Linked DNA regions of Homo sapiens: region 1 is linked to region 2. A link is an interaction called in ENCODE POLR2A ChIA-PET data of the cell type or tissue named here. Cell type or tissue: OCI-LY7. All regions are shown on one strand.

The links. ChIA-PET counts read pairs that join two places held together with the same protein. Peaks named below come from ENCODE experiments on the same cell type or tissue, not always from the same donor. Only the 100,000 strongest peaks of a DNase experiment are listed, where the experiment ranks them.
Region 1: POLR2A ChIA-PET joins it to region 2 with 11 read pairs; 3 of 35 experiments call an interaction of 5 or more read pairs at or near these places.

The regions. Positions count from the first base shown.
Region 1 is chr19:21,369,643-21,377,642 of GRCh38, forward strand. It overlaps ZNF738 (zinc finger protein 738), which reads left to right. Exons shown (of 5, transcript NM_001355237.2): 3 at 5,596-5,722; 4 at 6,227-6,322. Among named protein-coding and RNA genes, the nearest start is that of ZNF738, 15 kb to the left of the region's middle. In OCI-LY7, no CTCF peak of the experiment used is centred here; no DNase peak of the experiment used is centred here.
Region 2 is chr19:21,515,729-21,523,728 of GRCh38, forward strand. The region is part of intron 1 of ZNF429 (zinc finger protein 429); the gene reads left to right. It also overlaps the pseudogene BNIP3P26. Among named protein-coding and RNA genes, the nearest start is that of ZNF429, 14 kb to the left of the region's middle. In OCI-LY7, no CTCF peak of the experiment used is centred here; a DNase peak (open chromatin) is centred at 3,943.

The sequences.
Region 1 (8,000 bases), 150 kb before region 2:
TCATATTCCTGTCAGGTTTGTCAAAGATCAGATGGTTGGAGGTGTGTGGCATTATTTCTGGGCTCTCTATTCTGTTGCATTGTTCTATGAGTCTGTTTTTATGCCAGTATAATGCTGCTTTGGTTACTGTAATGTAGTTTGAAGAGGGGCAATGTAATGCTTCCAGCTTCATTCTTTTTTTTTTTTTTTGAGACATAGTCTCGCACTCTCTCACAGGCTGGAGTGCTATGGCATGATCTCAGCTTACTGCAACCTCCACCTCCTGGATTCAAGTGATTCTCCTGCCTCGCCCTCCTGAGTAGCTGGGATTACAAGCACACACCACCATGCCTGGCTAATTTTCGTATTTTTAGTAGAGATTGGGTTTTACCATGTTGGTCACACTGGTCTTGAACTCCTGACCTCATGATCCGCCAACCTCGGCCTCCCAAAGTGCTGGGATTACAGGTGTGAGCCACCATGCCCATAATGGTTGAAAGCTTTTTAAACATCTATTGAAATGACTTTGTGGTTTTTATCTTTAATTGTGTTTACATGATGAGTAACATTTATTAATTGTATGTTGAACCAACCTTTTATTTCAGAGATACAGCCAAGTTGATCATAGTGCATTAGCTTTTTGATGTTCTCCTGGATTTGGTTTGCCAGTATTTTGTTGATATTTTCATCAATGTTCATTAAAAATATTGGCCTCAAGTTTTCTATTTTTTGTTTTATATTTGCCAGATTTTGGTATCAGAATAATGCTATTTTTATAGAATAAGTTGGAAAGAAGTCCCCTTTTCTCAATCTTTTGAAATAATATTAGTAGAAGTGGTACCAACTCTAATTTTTACATCTGGTGGAATTCAGCTGTAAATTTTTCTGATTCTTTGTTGTTTTTGGTGGGTAGGCTATTTATTTCTAATTCAATTTTGGAGCTCGTTATTGGTATATTCAGGGATTCAATTTCTTATTTGTTCAGTCTTTGGAGGATGTATCTTTGCTCCAAGTTTACAATCCTCAAGCTTGGCCCAGATGAAGTCTCTACTTATATTCATGTTGCCTCAGTTTTTTTCTTTTAGGTAGACATATTACTTAGAATGTGCTAGAGCAGCCTCTATGAAGGGATCTCTTCTTTGACTGTACTCGGCTTGCTGTAATGCCCAAGGATGCAGAGTCAGGCTAACCTCACCTAGAACCTGCACATAAGTTCTGGCCTCTGCCTGGGATTTACAAGACAGGGCCAGACTTTGGGTTGAGAATGTACTGAAAACCAACAAAAGGCATTTTCTGTATTGTGAGATGTCAGTGTAGAAATCTTAAAGCCCCCATTTGAGAATGTGGCTCTTTAAGCTTTTCAATCTTGTTCAGTGACCTGCTACAGTATGTGAGAGGCTCCTGGTGTAAATAGAATCTGATGATAGAATCTGTAAGTGTAAACAAGAATGAGAGATCAAGGCCACAAAGTATCCAGAGCCATAACCACAACTATACCTACCGGTAATTGTGATATTGGAGTAAAGTATTCTCGTCCTTCTTCTTACCCAAAAGCTAGCAAAAATCAGGATAGGTGACCCAGGTTCTGGGGCTCCACCAAGGCAGTTCCATTTTCTATTTAGAATCAGCCTGAGTTTCTCCAGCCTGGCTTATCACTGGGCCATCAGCCCTGGGTCACTGGGAATCCTCTCCTAATCACCTGGGTGTCCTTAAGACATTTGAGGATGTCAAGGGTAGAATTATGTCAGGCTAACAAGAATGATTAATTATGTTTCTGTCTCGTTGTAAGAGAAAGGAGACATCCTGTGTTTTTTTCTCCCTCATACAAGAGATAACTTTGGTTGTTACCCAGATGAGAGTTTCTCAAGTTTTCTGGTACTAGGGTGAAAGACAAAGAGGAGGTCTGGTGACTCAAACAAACTAATTGCTTCCACTTCATATGGTCATTCAAAAAATAGATGAAGCAGTCAAGGTCCCTACCATCCAGGAAATTTTAGTCTAGACTAGCAACTGGATACATGGTTGAATTAAGCATTATATGGTTGGTACAGTGAATAGAAGTGTGCAAAAAAACCTTGGTCCACTTCTTTTTAATATTGTTGTGACTTCTGAAGTTATCACCTGAACGTATATTTATGGACTGAAGAGTTATTATTATTTGTGTTTCTTTTACTTTTCTAAGAATACATATTTATCTTCTAATAAAATTATCCTAGAAAACTTTAAAAGATCCATTTAAATTGCTTATTAGTATATGTTATAAAATTGACAGCAGTGGCAAAAATAGATTAGTGTTACATAAACTCTGGGATTTAACTTTTTTTTTCTTTTTTCTTTTTTAGACGGAGTTTCGCTCTTGTTGCCCAGGCTGGAGTGCAATGGCGCGATCTCAGCTCACCTCAACCTCCGCCTCCCGGGTTCAAGCGATTCTCCTGCCTCAGCCTTCCGAGTAGCTGGGATTACAGGCATGCACCACCACCCTGGCTAATTTTGTATTTTTAGTAGAGATGGGGTTTCTCCATGTTGGTCAGGCTGGTCTTGAACTCCCGACCTCAGGTGACCTACCTACCTCGACCTCCCAAAATGCTGGGATTACAGGCATGAGCCACCGTGCCAGGCTGGGATTTAAGTTTTTCTTAGGTAAACTTAGGAAAAACAGAACTGGAAATACTCCAGTGACATAGAAAACAAATTCTACCTAGGTTCTTTTCCCTGCCCCAGTTCTGATCAGATTCACCATTTTTGGAGGCCTTATTTAGGTCTGGCCTCACTCTGGAGTGTTCCCTTACAAAACTGATTTATAAAGATTCAAGTTTTTGGGGGTAAATCCTGCTGACTTTCTAGAGCTGCTGCTCACAGTATCCTGAAACCCAAAAGCAGATACATAAGAAAAATAAACTATACATTTTAAGATCTTAATTTTTAAATTTTGTAGTAAAACCAGTGCTTACAGAAACGTTCCATTTAGCAGATTTTCTGTTCCTGCAGATCCAGTAGCTGCTCTACAAGTCATAAACAAGTAAACATAAACACAAAAAAATTTCTCTAAACTACATTCTAAATCCTGAGAATTATTGAACACTTAGTATGAACTTTCAAGGTGTTAGTAGGACATAATAACAAATAATAACACATAATGTGTTATTCCCAGCACAGTGCTCTGCAACATACTATTGAGCACATAGTACCTGCTTAATAAACATTGCATTAGTTCATGTGTACATGTTGTTTTTTAAATGCAGACTTATTTAGACATTGCTGCCTTCTGTGTCCTCTGTAAACTTTAGAGAGCCAGCAAAGAATATGAAACTTTACATTTTTTGTCTTTATTTGGGTATCAGAAGTATTGTATTGTGACAAGAGTGCGGCATGTAAAGGACTCTGTGCTGTGCCTGCTTTCTCTAACTAATGCTAATAATGAGCCCAAGGGGAGCAACATCAGCATTGACACGGGACTTGTTTGAAACACCCATCCATGGACCCTTTCCAAACCTACAGAATCACATTACATAAAGTGGGACCAACGTTACCAAGTGATTTTTGAGCTCATTAAAGGTTGAGAGGCAATGCTTAGCTAAGTGGTTATCAGCCTAGACTTCTCATTAGCATTACATGGCCAATTTGCAGAAATCTCTTTACTTGTACCCTTTCCACAGGTTCTGTTTATTGTTCTAGGTGAAAGTATTCATGTTGTTTTAATTGTGTCTCATGTGACTCTAAGGTGAGGCCAGAATCAAGTGTGTGGGGTTCAAGATACATTCATGAGAGTTAAGTTCCACCTTTGCACTAAAAGGTAGTCACAGGGACCGTTCTGTTTGGTTTTGATAGGGAGAGGTCAGTGTCACCCATATTTCCATTACTGTAGCAGAAATTGCTGGTGTTTGTGGCAAAAGCAGGCACCTGAAGACAGAAATAGAGAAACATATTTTTATATTCATTGAGCAGTTCATTGTTCCTGAATCTCTGCTGTTATAAAGGACAGAAATGGGTGTGCTTTTTCTGCAGTTCTTAGTTCTTTTTTCTGTGGGTGTGAGACTAGCAGGTAAACAGGTGGTGCTGACGCCTTTTAAGGAATTTTTTCAAGACACAGGTGTAACTTCTCCAGAGAATGTCATCTGAAAAGCATTTCCAAAGAAGACAAAAGAGGAAAAATGGCTTTTTTTTTTTTTTTCAGCTAAACATGTGTCAGATGAAGAGCTGTGTCCACTCTGCCTCCTGGAGTGCGATGCATTTAGTCCTTGCAAACATTTACTTCTCTACTTGTGTTTCTTTCCCCTAATGAGTTTAACTACTATAAAAAATTCTTGTGGTAGTCAAGGGTCTCTGCAAAGTATCTCTCTCCTATATCCCAGAGCCTTCTCTACACTCTCTAAATCATGGCTTCTTATACGCCATGCAGAATTCTTACCAGGAATTTTTGATCTGCACTATTAAAAGTGTTTCCCTTGTTGCTGTTGAACGTGGAAAGATGTGGATACTCAAGATTCCTATTGGGGGAACGTCCTTAGTAAGGATGGAGAACATGTAATGTTGAGGTTTCATATGTGTTCTTCATTAGCTCTGTTCAGAACAGGATTAAGAAAATGCTTATTTAAACTGGATGGCATTTATTACTCTGAAAGTTCTGAAAAAAAAATTATTGCGAGATACCCGCTTTCTAGGGTGCTAAAGAAAGACTACTTTAAATTGTTATTAAAAATTACAGAACATAGAAGATATCTGCATCTTGAACTCTGCATAAAACTGATTTTTCTGTGTGGTTAAATTCAGACTATACTTTTTGGGGGGCAATATCTCAGTAATGATGCTGTGTTCTTCGGTGTGCGTCAGCACATCACAAAAATTTGTCCTTGTGCAGTTGATTTTAAAATTTACTTCAAGAGCTCTTGGAAATATTCATTTCACTGTAGAGTTAATTATTTTTCTCCTCATTATTAAGTATCTTTATGTAGCCAAAGAAGAGCTGTGCATAAATCATCACATTTAATCTGGCAGCTGCCTTTCTTTCTTAGGTTTTCTTTGCATATGTCTATCTTTAGAAAATGAAGACTCTTATCTTTGTTTACAGGCCAGAAAAATGGGGTAAAACACAGGCTCTTCCACTTACTGGATGTTTGACAAAATGTTCTTTTTGGGCGAAATACATTGGCATTACTAGTGAGCTTGTTAGAAATTCAGAATCTCAGACTTTATTTCACATCTTCTGAAAAAAAAAAATCTGCATAAGATCTCCAGTGTATTGTACACATTAAAACTTGAGAGGTGCTGTCTAACTCAACATGTCATTTTTGCCTAAAAAATATGCACTACTCATTCTTTGTGATGCAAATATAACACTAAAAAATATACATGTTTGTGTTCATGCCTTTCGTTTTTATACTTTATTGTTCATAAAATTATCATATATACAGCGGTATTGTGGATCTTATACCATTCTCTTCTCTCAGAGTTAGAGAATACATTAGAGAATATTTCTGTGTTGAAAATTGTTGGATGATTTCAGTTATTCCTGTAAGTCAGAACCAATTTTCTTTACTCTCTCATTTAACCTTAATTCAAATGATAAATTCTGCCCGTGGACACTTGTAAATATGTGTGTGTGTGTGTGTTTTTCAGGGGCCGTTGACATTTAGGGATGTGGTCATAGAATTCTCTCAGGAGGAGTGGCAATGCCTGGACACTGCTCAGCAAGATTTGTATAGGAAAGTGATGTTAGAGAACTTCAGAAACCTGGTGTTCTTGGGTGAGAATAACTTTAATACACAATTCCTTATATACACTAAAGGTTTCATTTCTCCATTTTTGTAGAATAATTTTTGGTAGTTTATGCTTTGCATAAATGCGTTTCTGATCCCTGTTTTCAAAAAATTGCGAGGAATTATCCATGCAGAAAAAAATTTCCTCAAGATGTTTTATCTTAGCCTGAACTTTTTGCATTCCTGAGCTGGTCTGTACCCTTCACTCTAGAGTAGTGGTAATCTCAGAAATTTAGTAGTATAAAATATTGTTGCCCATAGGTTAAAATCTATTTGCCACCACTAATTTTTGATTCATGAGCACTGAGTAGCAAAATTAAGGACCTACAAATTTAAAATATTTTCTAAATGTAAGAACTTTCTGTCATTAAATAGTATTTTGGGATGAATTTTCTAGAATATTCTATTACCTCCTCTTTACTAAGCACAGTAATAGGTAGGTAATTAGAGAATATGAGCAAGATTCATGTTATTTATTTTTAATAAATCAGGTATTGATGTCTCTAAGCCAGATCTGATCACCTGTCTGGAGCAAGGAAAAGATCCCTGGAATATGAAGAGACACAGTATGGTAGCCACACCCCCAGGTAGGTGAGAGTGAATAAAACAGTTGACATAGATGAAAGGTTGGAAGATTACAAAAAAAAAAAAGCAGTCCCTATAATGTGATTTGGGAAGCTGTGTTCCAAAGCAAATAGATTCTGGGAAGCCTGAGGTGTGTGGTTTTTTTGTTTGTTTTCTTTTTGTTGTTGTTACTGTCACATAGGGCCATCTTCTGTCTTAGGCTTTTAAATTCTCTAAGGATTCTACTTTCCCTTCATTGATTTTCCTTCAAGTTCACAGTGAGAGCCAGAGTCCTCTTCATGGCATATAAAAGACTGCACAATCTGACTGCATTTCCATTGTTTTGGGGGACACACAAATATCTGCATGATTTTGAGAAACTTTATGTTAAACTATTTTTTTAGTTCTCTTTTGCATCATGTCTAAAATGTGTGAGAGTAGTGGTCACTGTTCTATTGGTTTTTATGTTAATTTTCTGCACATTCCATCTTTTTTTATTAGTATATTCTTGAAATATAGTCTGAAATTATAAAATATAATGTCTCTCTGCTTTGTTCTTTTTCCTCAAGATTGCTTTGGCTATTCAAAGTTTATTGTAGTTTTTTTGTTTTGTTTTGTTTTTTGTTTTGAGATGGAGTTTCACTCTTGTTGCCCAGGTTGGAGTGCAAAGGCGCCATCTTGGCTCATCGTAACCTCTGCCTCCAGCGATTCTCCTATGTCAGCCTCCCGAGTAGCTGAGACTACAGGCATGCACCACCATGAGAGTTTTTAGTAAAAACTCATGTTTTTATAAAAAGTTTTATTAAAAAATTGGATTTTTAGTATACTTGCCTTGGCCTCCCAAAGTGTTGGGATTACAGGCGTGAGCCACTACACCCAGCCTTTTTTTCTATTTTATACTTTCATTCCATTTTGGTCATAGGATGTAATTCATAAAATGTCAAATTTAACAAATTTTTATGACTCCGTTTTTGGCCTAACAGGTGGTCTATCAAAGAGAATGTTGCATAAGCTATTTTGAAGGATGTGTTTCCTCATATTCTTGAGGACTCTTCTCTATTTCTCTGTTAAAAATAATTGTACAGGCTGGGCGCAGTGGCTCATGCCTGTAATCCCAACACTTTGGGAGGCCGAGGCGAGCGGATCATCTGAGTTTGGGAGTTTGAGACCAGCCTGACCAACATGGAGAAACCCCATCTCTACTAAAAATACAAAATTAGCCAGGTATGGCAGCACGTGCCTGTAGTCCTAGCTACTCAGGAGGCGGAGGCAGAAGAATCGCTTGAACCCAGGAGGCGGAGGTTGTGGTGAGCTGAGATCGTGCCATTGCACTCCAGCCTGGGTAACAAGAGCAAACTCCATCTAAAAAAAAAAAAAATTGTATTATACTGCCTTCAGTTCCTCTCTTCACTTACTAATATTCTGTCTTGTTTTATTTTTATTACAGAAAGTGGGGTATTGAAATTTCCTACTATAATTATATTGCTGTCTAGGTGTTTCTTCCAGTCTGTCAATATTTGCTTTATATATTTGGAACCTTAGTGTGACATACACACAGACACACAGACGTGCACACACACACACACACACACAAAATTTGTCATAGGTTCCCAGTTAATAAATCTATTATTGTTTAATGTCTTTCTTTGTCTCTTTGCAGTTTTGACTTAAAGTACTTTATGTAAGATATGACAGTTTTTG
Region 2 (8,000 bases):
TTAAGTCTTTACTTAATCTTGAGTATATTTTTGTATATAGTATAAGAAAGGGGTGCTGTTTCAGTCTTCTACATAATGTTAGCTAGTTATTCTAGCACTATTTATTAAACAGAAAATTCTTCTTACGTTCCTCTTGTCAGCTTTGTCAAATATCAGATGGTCGTAGGTGTGCAGCATTATTTCTGGGCTCTCTATTCTGTTGCATTGGTCTATGAGTCTGCTTTTGTACCAGTACCATGCTGCTTTGGTTTCTATCACCCTGCAATATAGTTTGAAGTGGGGTAAAGTGATACAGTGCCTCCAGCTTTGTTTTTTGTTTTTTTGTTTTTTTAAATTTTTTTATTTTTTTTATTTTATTGAGACCTAGTCTCGCTTAATTCCCCAGGCTGGAGTGCAGTGGAGCAATCTTGGCTCACTGCAACCTCTGCCTCCTGGGTTCAAGCAATTCTCCTGCCTCAGCCCCCCAAGTAGCTGGGACTACAAGCATGTGCCACTATGCTCTGCTATCATCATCATTATTATTATTATTATTGTATTTTTAGTAGGGACGGGGTTTCACCGTGTTAGCCAGGATGGCTTCAATCCCCTGACCTTGTGATCCACCCGCCTCAGCCTCCCAAAGTGCTGGGATTACAGGTGTGAGCCACCATGCCCAGCCGCTTTGTTCTTTTTGCTTAGGATTGCATTGGCTCTTCGGGCTTTTTTTGTTGTTCCATATGAATTTAAAAACAGTTTTTAGTTGTGTTAAGAATGTTTTTGGTAGTTTGATAGAAATGGCATTATTTCTGTATATTTCTTTGAGCAGTATGGTTATTTTAATGATACTGATTTTTTTCTGTCCTTGAGCATAAAGTAGTTTTTGATTTGTTTGTGTTAGTTCTGACTTCTTTAAGAAGTGTTTTGTAGTTCTTGTCGTAGAGATTTTTCACCACCCTGGTTAGCTGTATTTCTAGATATTCTATTCTTTTTGTGGCAGTTGTGAATGGAATTATGTTTTTGATTTGGTTTTTGGCTCAGATATTGTGGATGTGCAGAGATGCTGCTGATTTTTGTACATGTATTTTGTATCCTGAAACTTTGCTGAAGTTGTTTTTCAGTCTAAAGAGCTTTTGCACCAAGACTATAGGGTTTTCTAGATATAGAATCATGTCATCTGCAAACAGGGTTAGTTTCCTTTCCTCTCTTCCTGTTGGGATGCCTGTTATTTATTTCTCTTGCCTGATTGCTCTAGCCAGGACTTCCAATTCTATGTTGAATAAAAGTAGTGAGAGAAGTCATCCTTTTCTTGTGCCAGTTTTTAAGAAGAAATGCTTCCAGCTTGCGTCCATTCAGCAGGTTGGCTGTTGATTTGTCACAGATATCTTACTATTTTGAAGTATGTACCTTCAATGCCTGGTTTGTTTAGGGTTCTAAACATGAAGAATGTTACATTTTATTGAAAGCTTTATCTACGTCTATTGAGATAATCTTGTGTTTTTTGTCTTTAGTTCTGTTTATGTGATGAATCACATTTATTGACTTGTGTATGTTGAACCCACCTTGCATCCCAGGGATAAAGCCTACTTGATCATAGCAGATTAGCTTGTTGATGTGCTGCTGGATTCAATTTTACAGTATTTCATTGAGGATTTTTGCATCAGTGTTCATGAAGAATTTTTGCCTGAGTTTTCTTTTTTTTGTTTTATGTTTGCCAGGTTTTGGTATCAGAATGATGCTGTTACTATATAATGAGCAGGGGAAGAGTTTCTTCTCAATTTTTTTAGTAGTTTTAGAAAGTATAATACCAGCTTTTCTTTGTACATCTAGTAGAATTCAGCTGTGAATCTGTGGGTCCTAGGCTTTTTTTGGCTGGTAGGCTATTTACTAATTCAATTTTAGAGCTTGTTATTGTTCTGTTCTGGGCTCCAGTTTCTTTCTGTTTGGTATTGGGAGAATGTATTTGCCCAGAAATTTATCCATTTCTTTTAGATTTTTTTTTTAGTTTGTGTGCATAGAGATGTTTATAGTAGACTTCAGTAGTTATTTGTATTTTTGTGGGGTCAGTAGTAATGACCCTTTTGTCATTTCCTTTTTTTTTTTTTTTGATATGGAGTCTTGCTCTGTCACCCAGGCTGGAGTACAGTGGCTCGATCTCAGCTCACTGCAAGCTCCGTCTCCCAGGTTCACGCCATTCACCTGCCTCTGCCTCCTGAGTAGATGGGACTACGGGCACCCGCCACCATGCCTGGCTAATTTTTTTTTATATTCTTAGTAGAGACAGGGTATAGCCAGGATGGTCTCTTATCTCCTGACCTTGTGATCCACCCACCTCGGCCTCCCAAAGTGCTGGGATTACAGGCATTGTCATTTCTTATTGTGTTTATTTGAATCTTCTCTTCTTACTTCACTAAACTTGCTAGTGGTTTATCTTATTGATTTATTTAAAAGATTTAACTCCTGGATTTCTTGATCTTTTGTATGACTTCTTATGTCTAAATCTCCTTCAGTTCTGATCTGATTTTGGTTATTTCTTGTCTTCTGCTAGCTCAGGGGCTGGTTTGCTCTTGCTTCTCTTATACTTTTATTTATGATGTTAGGTTGTTAAATTGAGATCTTTCTACCTTTTTCATGTGAGCATTTAGTGCTGTAAATTCCCCTTTTAACCTCACATTAGCTGTGTTGGAGAGATTCTGGTGGTGTGTTGTATCACTGTTCTCATTTGTTTTAAAGAACTTCTTGATTTGTGCCTTAATTTCATTATTTACCCAAAAGTCATTCAGATGAAGATTGTTTAATTTTCATGTAATTGCATGTTTTCAAGTGTTTTTCTTTGTACTGAATTATATCTTTTTTTTTCTTTTTTTGAGATGGAGTCTTGCTCTGTCGCCCAGGCTGGAGTGCATGGCACCATCTCGGCTCACAGCAACTTCCACCTCCCGGGTTCAAGTGATTCTCCTGCCTCAGCCTCCTGAGTAGCTGGGACTACAGATGTGCACCACCACGCCCAGCTAAATTTTTATTTTTTTATTTTTAGTAGAGAAAGGGTTTCACTGTGTTAGCCAGGATAGTCTCGATCTCCTGACATCGTGATCTGCCCACCTCAGCCTTCCAAAGTGCTGGGATTACAGGCATGAGCCATCGTGCCCAGCCCTGTATTATATCTTTATCTTTATCAAGTTGTGGTCTAAGTGAGCATTTGGTATGATTTTGGGATTATTGAATTTGCTGAGGATTGTTGTGTTTCTGATTGCGTGGTCAATTTTAGAGTATGTGACACATGGTGATGAGAAAGATATATATACTATGTTGGTTTCAGATGAAGAGTTTCATATATGTTTATTAGAATGATTTGGTCAAGTGTTGAGTTTAGGTTCTGATATCTGCTAATTTTCTGCCTCAAGGTGGGAAATTAAAGAAAATAAAATTAAATTAAAAAGAGAAAGAAACAAGGTTTCCTGTATTAGGCTGACTTATCCTAGAGGCAGTAACAGGCACAGCCCACATCCAGGAAAAGTTTTGATAACACTATTTAAGAAGCCAGGGCTGGAAAGAATGTGCTCTGGAGACTCTCCCAGCATTCCCTCAACATAGGGAGAAGAGAAACAAATTTTCCTTTCTCTTATGATTCCTGTTTTTCATTTAAGCAGCACATTGAAGGTCATGAGATGCCTGAGCAGGCCTGGATTGCAGCCACCTAGGCACCATAGTGAAGGTTATAAGATAAGCCCATGCAAGGCACTAGAGCAAGCCTAGGTAACAGCCATCTGGGCCACATAGTAAGAGTCATATGTAAGTCTGAGTTATAAACCTGTCATAGTATGATTAACTGCTTTTGTTCTGTTTCTGTATCCTTGCTTTCACATCACTACACTTTGTGCCACTGTAGGCTTGTTTCAAGTTAGCCCACCCTCTTTAGAAGTGTATGTAAAAGTTAAATGCTGTCTTTGTCCTTGGCCCAGTCTCTGGATGTTAATCCACTGGGTCTGAGTGCACTCAATAAAATCCTCCTTTTCTACCTATCGGTCTTTCCAGTCTCCTAATTCCCACAACACAGTGATCTAAGTGTCTGCGGAGTGTTGTAGTCTCCTATTATTGTGTCAGAATCTACATCTCTTTATAGGTCTTCTAAGAACTTGCTGTATTCATGTGCACCCATGAATTTTTTTTTTTTTTTGAGACAGTTTCACTTTGTTGCCCGGGCTGGAGTGCAGTGGCATGAACTCAGCTCACTGCAACCTCCTGGGTTCAAGCAATTCTCGTGCCTCAGCCTACTGAGTAACTGGGATTACAGGCACCTGCCACCATGTTTGGCTGGTTTTTGTTTGTATTTTAGTAGAGATGAAGTTTCACCATCTTGGCCAGGCTGGTCTCAAACTCCTGAGCTCAGGCAGTCCACCTGCCTCAGCCTCCCAAAGTGCTAGGATTACAGGCATGAGCCACTGTGCCCAGCCAACACCCATGGATTTTTTTAGAACACCTTTTTCTCTTCTGCTTTTTCCTTCATAAACATTCTTTCAAGTGTACACAGGGTGCCCAAGGCTACACCTTAGATACCTGAATCCAGTGTCTCCTAAAATTCAGATGTCCAAGGGTTCAGGGACATGTCCAGAGACTTGGTTGTTGTAGGAGAAAATATAAATTAGAAATAAGAGGCTTTATTCTCCTACCTGAAAATAATGGAAGATATTTTGTTCTTTTTTCTTAAAGCATTTAGATTATATGTAGATATTTTTCTCTGATTTTTGGAAATATATGTAAATCATAGTAACAGCTAAATAAACCATTTGTCATTTTTTTTTGACTCAAGGTTGTCTTTCTCTAGGACCTCATAACCATTGCTTTGTTTTTGCTTTGGGAAAGGTTTTATTTTATTTTTTCATTTTTAGTCTTGTAAAGTAGACACAGAGTTGTTTAGATTAAAGCTCATTTTAAGAGTACACAAAAGTTGAGCACAAAGATAATAAAGACTAGAAAATACTAAGTTCCTTTGAGAGAAAACTGATTATCCAGGGTAATTATCTGATATTTGCAGTCCAAAGTACTTACACAGAAAAAGCAAGAGCAGTTCAGTGTATAAACTGAAAAGTGGAATCTGTAGTTGTACTTTGGTTTCTATTTATTACTTCAGAACAATTAACATAGTTATTATGTGTAGTGTTTGTCAACAACCTGCACTCATATTAATAGCATTTTCTATAATAGTATGAATATAAGGCCACAATATTTACTTTGAATACCTTAAATAGGCACTTCAATATTGTTCTTTTTACTTTTGAAATATAGTGTTTTAACTGAATTATGGTTACAGACAATTTTTAAAAGTTCTACAGACATCATGACTAGTACACAAAAATTATTTATACATAGATATTTGTATCTAACATCAAAGGAAAACTCACTACAAAATTGTTACAGTAGATATTAGTCTGAAATGCTCATTAGTTTCCCCAAAAGGACTAATTATATGTGAGCATGGTTTCAGTGTCTTATTTCACTAAATTTGAATGCTGCTATTACAGGACAAATCAACATGATGAGTGATGTGGCCACCCAAAACCATAATAGCTCTTTAGTTAACTATGTTTCAATCTCAGATACATTCCACTATATAAACAAAGTCAGGTTCCAGTTCTTATCAAAAAGCTCTAGTGGAAGTTGTCACATGTATTTCACAATAGATCCCCCATTTGATGGCTAGGAGATAAAAGAGCAACAGACATGAAAGAAAAACCTTATGAAATTCTACTGAGAATATGCCCTTTTTCTTCATAATGCTCATGTTTCTCATGCTGACAATAGCTGTGCATTTTGGGTGTTTTCAGAGAAATTCCTTTTAGGGGAATATTTTCTGGCCTACTTGATCAATCTTGTATCTAATCTGAGTTTTCTTCTTAAGATGCTTTTAACTTAGTTTGTTCTCAGTAGAATCTTGCTGAGATGGAGAGCTGCTTTTCTCTCTCATGCTTTGGTTGTCTGTTTCAGAAGGCCTATTCATATCCTGTGGTTTGTGTGAATTAGGTGGGCTGTCACAGTGAGAACTCTTGGAGCATCTGCACTTATCCTGGAAATCCAGCAGTATTTTTTAATGTCACAATTATAACTAGAAACTGAGGCTGAAACACTGCTCCCATTCCCATTATTATGAAGGCACAATTCTATCCAGGAGGCCTACAGGATCTCCTCATGCAGCTCAGGCTTTACTCTCTGATGTGGCACTGGAGTGCTGCTATGGCAATTGGGGTTCATGTATGATGTGAGCTGCCAGCTGTGAGCCCTGTGCTGTGAGCTGTGTTTCAGTGGCAGATGGTAGGAGTCGAGAGGACACTCGTCATCAGGAGAGGGTAAGCAGGAGTGCTCTAGCCCAGTGCTTAGGGAGTAGAGGAGCCATTGCTTTAAAATGTAAATAGCCAAAAAGATAGCACCCCATCCAGCCATTTCTGCAGGAGAGTGAGAGCCTACCTTCAGCAGCCACCTGCTTTCAAGTTGGAATATTACCTCCTGTCGTGAAGATAGGAAAAGTTTATTTTGTCATTGACTATAACCCACTGGCATGCACAGATGGCCTCTCAAATTACCAGGTAAATTTAGGATAAACTCTGTATGACATGGTGCTGTAAGTTCTTCCACTTGTGGACTAATTATAATGACTATTTTTCTGTCTTTGCAGTCTCTTAAGCAAATTGACTGTGGTGCATGTCACATTCTGGTTTACTTGCATATAAAAACTCTTTTGTTCTATCATTATGGAGTTTCTCTGCAGCTGGATACAATTTTTCTTTTAATTATATTTTCCAAACACTATCTAGAATTACCATACATGATATAAACATATTAGGTGCCAGCCAGGCTTTACTCTAGAGGGTACTTTTCCTCTCAGGCTTCCAGTCAACTCACAGTTGTGCTGCAAAGTGCATGCTGTCACTGGGCATCTCTAATCCCAGCACTTTGGGAGGCCAAGATGGGCAGATCACCTTGAGGTCAGGAGTTTGAGACCAGCTTGGCCAACATGGTGAAACCCTGTCTCTAAAAAAATACAAAAATTAGCCGGGCATGATGGCAGGTGCCTGCAATCCCAGCTACTTGGAGGCCGAGACAGGAGAATTGCTTGAACCCAGGAGGCAGAGGTTGCATTGAGCCAAGATCATGCCATTGCACTCTAGCCTGGGCAACAGAGCGAGACTCTGTCTCAAAAAAAAAAAAAAGTGTATACTGTCCCGTAAATATGCAGGCAGAATCATGTCTCTTTGTTATCTATAGTCCTCTACAGTCACTTCTAGAGGGATTAGATTTGTACAAATGTTACAGGGTGGAAATCAACCATTTTACCTCTTTCAATGACTCTTGTGTCTTCAAACCTGAAACTGATTAAGAGACCATGGAGCCAAGAAACCAAATCAGAGTAACACGTGTGCATTGAGTAGACATGTGGACATGAGAATCTCCACTTTCCCCTTCCTCCTCTTGGTAAACTGCTCACAAATGTTCAGGTAACATCTGCTACTGCTACTCCACCTATTCAGGACCTAAATCTGCAGATGGAAATTCTGAATCTAGGTCATGAGATTTGGAAAACAGAAAATCTTTTATCTGAGGAATGCAAATCCTCTTTTTAGGTCGGGGCGAAAGTTATTGCGGTTTTACCATTTAATGTAATGGCAAAAACCACAATTACATTTGCACCAACCTAATAGTTGTCAAACTCGGAGAGACATTAAAATGAGAACACAATTATGTCTTTCTCTCCTCTTTGAACCATATAGTTATCTCTTGAAATTGTTTACTATTGCCACCAGTGGCTATAAATTAAACTGATAGTGCCACACTGGACACTATAGCCCATACTCTAAACCCTAACGATGTACACTCAATCAGTAATCAATGTTAATTCTGTAAATAAATAAGAATTTCTCACAGACAACCTTTTATCAGGCCACACTCTGTCCCTCTCTCTTTGCCTTTGCAAATCCACTTGTAAGTGCTGCTAATTGAAGTGTAGATTCCAGTCAACTTGAATCTTTGCC